2 separate regions of the Homo sapiens genome follow, and region 1 is linked to region 2. The links are chromatin contacts, found by Hi-C or POLR2A ChIA-PET in ENCODE. All regions are on one chromosome and are shown on one strand. Each heading gives the region's core, a stretch centred on a gene start or an enhancer-like site at or near the end of the contact. The rest is flanking DNA. Distances are from core to core; before and after follow the strand shown.

The links. A loop is a pair of places that touch in the nucleus more often than their neighbours do. ChIA-PET counts read pairs that join two places held with the same protein, here RNA polymerase II (POLR2A). Pooled maps may share reads with other maps.
Region 1: a loop to region 2 is called in a pooled map, with 2.5 times the contacts of the local background. The contact joins two enhancer-like sites. A Hi-C loop is called at or near these places in 2 of 50 pooled maps. POLR2A ChIA-PET finds 5 or more read pairs at or near these places in 2 of 52 experiments (PC-9 and activated CD8-positive, alpha-beta T cell).

The regions. Positions count from the first base shown.
Region 1 is chr10:13,870,775-13,875,704 of GRCh38, reverse strand. The region is part of intron 2 of FRMD4A (FERM domain containing 4A); the gene reads left to right. It also overlaps the pseudogene NUTF2P5. Among named protein-coding and RNA genes, the nearest start is that of FRMD4A-AS2, 120 kb to the left of the region's middle. RefSeq lists an enhancer at 4,254-4,907. Within about 2 kb of position 1,449, at least 3 of the 41 ENCODE cell types and tissues checked have a DNase peak (open chromatin) inside an H3K27ac peak, as active enhancers do.
Region 2 is chr10:13,755,238-13,760,171 of GRCh38, reverse strand. The region is part of intron 8 of FRMD4A (FERM domain containing 4A); the gene reads left to right. Among named protein-coding and RNA genes, the nearest start is that of PRPF18, 170 kb to the right of the region's middle. RefSeq lists enhancers at 1,559-1,698, 1,150-1,847, 996-2,195, 2,430-2,619. Within about 2 kb of position 2,596, at least 6 of the 41 ENCODE cell types and tissues checked have a DNase peak (open chromatin) inside an H3K27ac peak, as active enhancers do.

The DNA of each region.
Region 1 (4,930 bases), core at 200-2,699, 120 kb before region 2:
CACCCGGTCTAGTTATCCTTCTTTGGTCTCTCTCCCATTTCTTTCATTTTCTTGTATAAAATATGGTACCCACAATTGAATACAGATTTCCAGAAGCAGTTTAACCACAGTAGAATGCAGGGCACCTCTTAATTCCCTTATTCCGATGCTGGGCTTCTAGCACGTGCGTGAAGAGTACGACACAAAACTGTAAACAATATGACCCCAACTTTGACATTTGAAGCTACCATCCGAACCTCTTTGCCCTCTGTAAATCTGATATGCATGCCTGCTATGTCCCTTTACAAATCACTGGGGGGAAATACATGGATTGAGGAAGACAAGTTCTACTTTAATATCACTTTGCAGTTTTCCAAGTGCTTGTGGATCTTGCTGTTGCAGCCCTGTCTCCAGACTCCCCTCATTTTGGCCTCATGATGAAATTGACTTGAAAACAGTGCTCAGTGGCTATTTCCTATTTCAAGCGATTTAGCCATCCTCACTCAGACGATTAGCTCCCCCTTCTTTGTTTTCATAAAGACGGTGTCCAGCTGTATTTCTCACTGCTTCCTTCTCATCCGCCACGGTGTCCTTCAGCTCTTTGCCTGGGTGACATTTCCAGAACATTCTATGTTCTCTCCCATTTCATCCCTTCTTACCTCATGTTGCTGTGTTCTGCAGATATCACTCCTTCCCTGGGGTATTGACGGATCCACCAGGTGTGAGTTAGGGTGTCCCCCCGTCCCCATCCCATAGCATCTTATACTCACCCCTGTAGTCACACTGATCACTCTGCAACAGCCTGTTAACTTGGGTATTTCCTCTACAGAACATAGAAGTTCCTTAAGTATAGGAGCAAAATCACATTCATCATTATATACCTAATAAGATCCCTGGCACATAATAAAGATGCTATAAGCACTTGAGTGAACACATTGTGGTGAACATTACTGTGAATAATTCTTTATTCTATTTCTCTTGTTTCGATGGGGAAAATTCCTAGAAGAGAAATGACAGAGTCCAAGGATCTGGACTTTTTAGCTGTTTGCATTCTATTTCCTGGAAGGTGTTAGTGGTCTTCTAATTAAGTTGTAATTATCTACTAACTAAATGATTTTATCTTTAATATAGTAATTCCCATTATAGTTGTTACAATACCTTCCTGAAATTTACATTAACTTTTTACTTTTGCTTATGGGGCCTTGTGGAGTATAATTTATTGTTTAGAATGATCTTTATGGTAGTCAAATCCATAGTTTTTTCCTTTTTGGCTCATTCATTGCTTTTAGGCTTAGAGAAACATGGTAAATAATCATCTACCTGGTTTTAAAATTTAACTTTATAAACTACCTGGGATTTATTTTGGGGAGAGAGTGCAGTTCATTTATATTCCTTTCATTTCCCTCTTGATTGAGAAGAGTGAAACAAACAGAAGCTGAATTGTTCAGCAATTCCTCTTTTTTTTTTTTTTTTTTTTTTTGAGACAGTGTCTCACTCTGTCACCCAGGCTGGAGTGCAGTCGTGCAATCTCGGCTCACCACAACCTGCGCCTGGCAGGTTCAAGCGATTCTCCTGCCTCAGCCTCCCAAGCAGCCGAGACTACAGACGTGTGCCAACAAGCCCAGCTAATTTTTGTATTTTTAGTAGAGACGAGGTTTCACCATGTTGGCCAGGCTGGTCTCAACTCCTGACCTCTGGTGATCCATCTGCCTCGGCCTCCCAAAGTGCTGGGATTACAGGCATGAACCACCACACCCAACCAGCATCTACTTGCTTCAAACAATATTTCCATTCCCTTCCTTGCTCTTCTTGCTTTGAACATATCTTTAAAGGTTCTTTTATTGTCCTTAGACTTTCCTTGTTTTAAATATCAGTGTCATGACTAGGTACGGTGGCTCAGCCTGTAATCTCAGCACTTTGGGAGGCCAAGGTGGACAGATCACCAGAGGTCAGGAGTTGGAGACCAGCCTGGCCAACATGGTGAAACTCCATCTCTACTAAAAATACAAAAATTAGTGGGGCATGGTGGCTGGTGCCTGTAATCTCAGCTGCTCGGGAGGCTGAGGCACAAGAATCACTTGAACCTGGGAGACAGAGGTTGCAGTGAGCTGAGATCGTACCATTGCACTCCAGCCTGGGCGAAAGAGCGAGACTCCGTCTCAAAAATAAATTAACTAATTTAAATAAATAAATGTCAGTGTCAGCTTTCCAACTCTCTCCCTGTAAACTTGTAGTGCACGAAAAATGCTGGAAATATTCCTCATACACACTTTGTTCTACTACAATCTAGTCTCCTTTGCGAGTTCTCCAGCACACATCCTGTGTTCTTCATGTCTCAATCTTCACTTCCTCATTTAATTTTATCATGTGATCAAAATTTTACGTTTAAAGTCACCATCCCATATGAACTATATTTTTTTAGATCCAGAGAGTCAAACTTATCTTTTTTTTTTTTCAGCCTTATCTTTTTTTCTAGGCTTTTAAAAACTGTCTGTCTGGGGTCTCCATCTAACTATTCTTTTATTTTTTTATTTTATTTTATTTTTTTTGAGACAGTGTCTCTCTCTTTTCACCCATGCTGGAGTGCAGTGGTGTGATCTAGGCTCACTGCAACTTCCACCTCCTGGGTTCAAGTGATTCTTCTGCCTCAGCCTCCCAAGTAGCTAGGACTATAGGCGTTCACCACCATGCCCGGCTAATTTTTGTATTTGTAGTAGAGATGACGTTTCACCGTGTTGGCTGGGCTGGTCTTGAACTCCTGGCCTCAGCTGATCTGCCCCCCTCCGCCTCCCAAAGTGCTGTGAGTCACTGTGCCCAGGCTCCATCTAACTATCCTTTTCTACTCTAAAAATTCCAAGTACAGTCATCAAAACAAAAGAAAAGGTAGATACTTGCCTTTCCCTTTGAAAAAAGCCTCTCATTCTACTCCAAACAAACAAACGAACAGACAAAAATATAAACAACCTCTGTCACTCATACTGAAGCCAGAGCTCCATGTGGCAAAGAACAGGTGTTATTTTCCATCTTTCCTCACTGTTCCCCCAGGGAACAGTTGGATGTTAGGTAGGTGTGTACTTTCTGGCCACTTCTTGCATGTTCTGTTTCTTTGGGGTTTACACCTCTCCCAGCTGCCCTTGCAGAACGTCTGCGTGAACGCATGTGCTGTGAATAAGAATTACGTGCATGCGTAAGAACCTGGACATTTTCCCACACATCGTGCATGGGTATTCCTAAACCTCCTTTCTTAGGCCAGCTCCTGTATTTCTTACATCTGCTCTCAACGTAATGAGTGCGGGTGCCACAGGATGGCCCTGGGAACCAGTTACTGGGAAAAAGAGCTGGGCTTCTAAGCGTCCTGTCTGAACGAAGTACCCTCCTCAACAAATGACCAGTGCCCCCAGAGCTTCATTTTGTGAAGGCCTGGCACTTGCTCAGTCCCTGAAGACAGCCATCCCAATGCCACCTGCCCAGAATTAGCCTCCTCACCCATCCAGAGCCACAGGAGACCTGGCATGAGGGGACAGAGACCTGCAGCGCCCCCGGGCCTTCCTATAGGAGCAGGGAGCAGCAAATCAGATCAGGGCCTGACTCCACTGTGTGTAGGCGGCAGTCAGTGGTTCAGCATTCAGCGTTCTGCACTTTTTATGTGCAGCGTTCCTCATCACAACTCTACGAGGTAGGAATTGCTGTCATCTCTGTTTTATAGATTACGGAAGGAGGCCACGTTGGTGAAGTAACTTCTGGAGGATCACACTCAGCTAGGAAGTGGTGAAGCCAGGATAAGCCACAGCCCCGGGTGGCCGAGCTCTGGAGCCTGGCTCTGACCCACCGTAAGCCCCGGCGGTGTGGCTCAGGGAGGGTAGCAAGGGAGGCACAGTGTGTGGCTCAGACCTCTGGGTCCCCAGGTAGCTGGAGGACAGGAGTGGGATGTGTGCCTGGAGCCTCCTTCCCACGCTTGGCATCCCCAGCAGTCCACTGAGTCTGCGAGATGCAAGAGGATCTAACAGCTGTTTAGAGCCCCCTGGCTGTCCCCCGTGCCCTTCTCTGCAGGCCAGGTCTGGAGAAGGCCTGGAGTGGCAGAGCAGGGAGAACCCGGCAGAGTCAGCGGCTTCCTCAGTCTTTTGTACAAAGCTAAACCTGGGGAAGGGGAAGGTGAGGTGGTCTTTATTTTTTTAAGGAAGATGTTCGTGGTTTTATTGTTTCATGAGGCATTGAAACGGATTCTGCACAAATCAGTATCTGTCCAGTGGGGTAGCTGGTTTCTCCTTCACTTCTTTGGGTTACTAGAGCAACTTGTCAGATTTTTTTTAAAAAGGAACAACCATTCCAAGGCATGCACTGTCACAACACAAACTCTTCCTGTCAGAGGCCGCTGGTCCGGTGTCCAGACATCATGCAGGACACCTTGGTGGCAACAGTGCACCGTGTCCGCCCCCACACAGCCCCGTGCATTTGTGTATAGTATCTGGTGTGTCTGCAGAAGCGTGAATAGTATTGGGAAGAGGAGGGAGAAAGAAACAGCGTGAGTGCCTGGCTGGGAGGAGGTCAGTGAAGTCGTGCAGGGCAGGCCTGAACATGTCTGTCATCAGGGCGAACCCAAGCATCCATTATGTCCTTTCATAGGAACATCTGGTGGAGCCCCATAATGGGGTCTTCATTGGCATTTGGCTGGCTCACAAGCATGCTGAGGATGCAGTTAGCTGGTGTGGGCTGACGGTCCTGCACCATGATGCTATGCTGGATTTTGTGGAACAGAAGGCTGGATGGCTTCTTCACAATGGCAGCTTTCCCCTCGAGCTGCTCTCCTTCCCGCCTAAGGCGTGATATGTCAATGTAAATTGTGCTGAGTTGAGTTCTATTGTTATAGAACTCAATAACTGAACGTTGAATGAAGATGGGTCCAGTCATCTCCCACATGGGCTTGCCTCCCGTTCTGGAGTGTCCTCAGCCT
Region 2 (4,934 bases), core at 1,347-3,846:
TGCAAAAGCAGCCCCATAGGATAAGTAAATGGATGAGCCTGATTGTGTTCCAATAAAACTTTATTTATGGATACAGAAATATGAATTTCATATAAATGTTCATGTATCACAAAATATTCTTCTTCTTTTGGTTTCTTTTTCCAATCAGTTAAAAGTGTAAAAGCCATCCTTAGTTCATGGGTAATACATAAACAAGCAGAGGACTGGATTTGTCTAGGGGGTTGTAGTTGCTGACTCTGATCTCAAATGCCATCTCTTCAGCTCTGTTTGAATATTTGCATAAAGAGACCTCCAGGCCCCTTTTATTTAAGTTCTCCAAGTTTTTGGTATAAAGCAGTGGTAGTCAAATTTTTAAATAGATAATGACTGTAAGTAGCTTTGGCTGGAGACCTTGAACTTTGTAGGTGGCCAGTAACCATTTACCGAATTTGCTAAACATAATGTTTTCAGGTTACAGAAACTAAATCTTGTTACAATTTTTATTTGTCACTTTTTTATGACATTAATTTGGCCTTGGAATTTGGGGTTTTGATAAGTGCCAGTCCATATCTACTTACAAAGATTTCTGAAGTCCCATGAAAAAATGATTTAAAAACCACAAATCCAATGGATTCCAGTGTCTAGTCTACTTACTCACATTTTTCCCTCCACATTTCTTTCGCCAGCTCTGAACTCTGCTGTAAATATTATTTATTTTGAGAGTACCCTGACGGGATGGAATGTGAACTGGGAATAGCATGATCTGGCCCCACGGATCATGGGAACGTGTGGCCACATGGATTGCCAGGGAGAAGGAAGTGCAGGCTTGGCCTCCACAGTAATTCATGGCCCCCTAATGAGCTTCTGGAATGCCAGCTTGTTGGCTGAATTCAAAGAAACAAAGGATCCGGGTTGTGCTCCATTTGTCAAAGTGCTACTGCTACCTAGCAGTTTGTTTGTAAGCGCAGCTGTCTGGGAAGAGAAATCACTGTCAGGAGAGGGGAGAGGTCAGACACCTTATCCAAAAGGTCAGTTTATCTCACAGCCTAAAACCTACACCATGGACGGTGGGGGTGATTTGTTACATGGGAGTCTCTGATAAACACCCTTTTTCTGTAGCAGGCCCATGCTAGTAAAGCCATCTTCAGAGGTCCAGAGAAACTAGTACACTTGAGTGGCCTAAAATTGTGGAGTAATAGAAGTAATTCCAAATTCCTTCCCATCTGCTTCTGGGAAGATACCCAACACGTCGAAATTGACCACATTCGGTTCAGTGGCTAAACATTAGGTATTTTAGATGTCCCATTCTCATAACTTATGTAATTTATATAAATAAATTTATTTATGATTTATTATAGAAAGTTGTTTTTGCTATTGATGCAGGATTTTTTGCTCCTTAGTTCAACTAAAATCCAGCTTCTTGTCTCACGACCAGGAAAAAATAGGCACATGGACACACTGAAGGGAGAGGAGAGTGGATTATTAAGCGAAAAGAAGGCTCTCAGCAAAAAAAGAGAGGGTCCTGCCAACAGGCTCCCACCTCACAGATTGAATATCAGTCTCCTCCCCTGCATAAGGCATGAATTCTTGGTGGCTCCACCCCCTTCTCCTAGTGCACATGTGGGCCCCAGTCCCTTGCAGGCACGCCCGGGCAAGACCCTGTGCAGGTTTCCTTATCTGCATCTGCATGCCTCCTGCATCTATCACTATTATTAAATGCATGACTATATAACCTCAGTTTTATTTAAAGGAATGGCTTTGACTTCCATACTGTAGATATGTTTTCCTGAACCACATTAATAAAATACCAGCTTAGAACACACAGAACCCTAGAAAAGGCTTTTCTAGATATAACACAGGGTCTAGGGCTGAACTCAAAGATCTTCTAAAATCCAGAGGATCCAATAACCTTTTAAATGAATGGCCACACACAAAAGATAAAGTAACTCTTTCATAGCCTGAAAGGTCCTGAATCTAAAACTTCCCAAAAGGCTATTTTCTTCAGGATACTATTATCCTAGATATTTACATTTCAGGGACTATATCCAAATTACATTTATGTGGAATGAGTATTAATTCATAAATTATGGGAGCAGTTTCCTTGAGGTACAAGAGAAAAGGGGATTGCTTTTACAAAAGAGAAGTCAAGGGCTGGGTGTGGTGGCTCATGCCTGTAATCCCAGCACTTTGGGAGGCCAAGGCAGGTGAATCACCTAAGGTCGAGAGTTCAAGACCAGCCTGGCCAACATGGTGAAACCCTGTCTCTACTAAAAATACAAAAATTAGCCAGGTGTGGTGGTGTGCGCCTGTAATCCCAGATACTCGGGAGGCTGAGGCAGGAGAATTGCTTGAACCTGGTAGGCGGAGGTTGCAGTGAGCTGAGATCGTGCCATTACACTCCAGCCTGGGTGACAAGAGCAAAACTCCCTCTCAAATAAAAAAAAGACGAAGTCAAAAGTGCTGATACACCTTAATGGAAAGAGAACTATATAAAGACAACTGTGAACCGTAGCTACTCTTTCTCATGAAACTCACTTGCTCTTCCGTTTCTTCTTTTGGGCTCTCTGTTTTGCTCAGCAGATGCCTGAAGGCTTATTCTTACATAACTGTCTTTTCTTTCCCACTAACAAAATAGCTCACTTCCTTGTCTTATTGGACTTTACACTGAAATGTCAGGTTTAGCGTGCTGAGAGAAAATGACTGTTATCTAGATAGATGATTAGTATCGCCTGCCATAGAAGAGATACAGACCACACATGTTCATATTCTACCAAATGGAGGACAAATTTGTACGATACTTCTAAAGGTTTAGGAAATAGTCTTATCTAAAAATAACATTTTTTCACTTTTATTGTTTTCCTTAGCACAGCATGTAGTAATCTCATTTCATTTCCTGATGTATATACATGTAAAACAAAAAACCTCATGTCTGTCGACAATCAGGAAGTCAGTAGAGTTGGCATTTCTCTTTAAAAACAATTCAGTAGCCTCCAAGCTGTTAACAAAGGCAGCTGTGGGCCAAATATTTGGAAGACAAGAACCGATGCAGTTTAAAAACAAAAAATTGTCTTTCGATAATCGCTGTTGACCATTGGCCAACTAACTAACAGACATTATCTATGATTCTTACATACTTTATTCATCGTAAACAGTGCAGGGTTTTGAGAATGGAGCACTGATGTTTTCTGTTTCAAAGCTTTTTTAAAAACTCTTGGGTTATGATAGAAAAACTAATGTTCTCTTCCTTAAAAAGTTCAGTGCAGAGAATACCTCATTTAATCGACTGATAGGACGTCCAATTTTCTAGTTATATTCTAATTTAATTTAACAGAAGTCTCATTGCAACACTGTACTGAGGGAGATATCACATACAAAAACTTGATTTTTTGGTTTTTGTCTATAAGGGACCTTAACTGAAAACCTTATCAGCCAATCTCCTTACCCTGATTTTGAGAATCACTTCACCTCTGCCAGCCCTTCTGATCTTTCTAAAAATGTGCCGCAAATTTTCTTAAAATAATAACTTTAAGCAAAGCATGGTGGCTCACGTCTTTAATCCCAGCACTTTGGGAGGCCGAGGCGGATGGATTGCTTGAGGCCAGGAGTTCGAGACCAGCCAGGGCAACGTGACAAAACCCCGTCTCCACTAAAAATACAAAAACAATTAGTCGGGCATGGTGGCGTGTGCCTGTAGTCCCAGCTACTTGGGAGGCTGAGGTGGGAGGATTGCTTGATCCCAGGAGGCAGAGGCTGCCGCTGCAGTGAGCCGAGATTGCACCACTGCACTCCAGCCTGAGTAATAGAGCGAGACCCTGTCTCAAAAAATAAAATAAAAAATAACGTTTAGCATTTTGCAATATTGAAGTACTTTTAAAATGCTTTGCGCTAAACAATGCAAATCACAAATGCCAAAATCACACTACCTTTGAAATAAAGAATCGTCCATACATTAACAGAGACAAGTAAAAAACATCTGTTCTATAGAATTTTTTGTTAACAAGATTTATTGAAACCAGATCAGTAAAGCTGTGTTACTCTGGACCCTCTTCTGGGACCTGGAAATATTTTTGTTTCCGAGGACTGGATATACTGATGCTAATCACTAAAACAGGATTCTCCCAGCATGAGATTTATTAAGACCAGAAAGCAAACAGCACCTGGAAAAGACAGATAGTAAGGAAATTCCGTGTAAAGATTCTTGGTCCACGTTTTGCCTACCTGGCTCTGTTCAGCAGAACCCATCACATGCTTAAGAGGCGATGGAAGGGACCCTGTGTCTACAGGCTCACCATTCCAAATAAACATAGCCACCAAAGGAAAAGAACTCAGGTTTTGATTGAATACTTGGGGGCCAGTTTACATGACATCTCTACAAGATGAAATGCCAGTCCAAGTGAGAGAATATCAGCTTATCAGAGCTTAGTGAGTGTCGGCTAAGAAATCTTAGTGTATACCTGTGGTGTCAGTCTGCAAGTTACTAATTCTGTTTCTTTAAAACAAAAAATGAAAAACAGCTTGCTTTTAGAAACAGAACAATGCATCACCCAATCAATGGAAACAAATAGTAGCAGTCCCTCATTAACAAGGAAAATTGATTTTCACCTCCATTTTAGAAGAGGAGTTGGAGTATTTATTTGTGCTGAAAAATTCCCATTAACTTCCACAAACCACATGTTATTAGGTGCCCAGGGGAGCGGTTAGAGGCAAAAATGTAAAGACCTTTTAGTATTTTATCTTCTATAAACCATGGGATGGTGTGCTCACTAGTGTGGAAAGAAATTTTTATGGCCCAAAAAGAGTGCCTTCTTGGTTTTCTCTTTCTTTCTTTGAAATCTGTTCTGCCTTTATAAAGAGCCATGTGTGAATTAATATAAACTGAACTCAACTTACTGGTATCCGAAAATTCCAGGTTTGTAAGTCTTTTTTGCCAGGCCAGAGGGTGCCTTTTGGGAAGT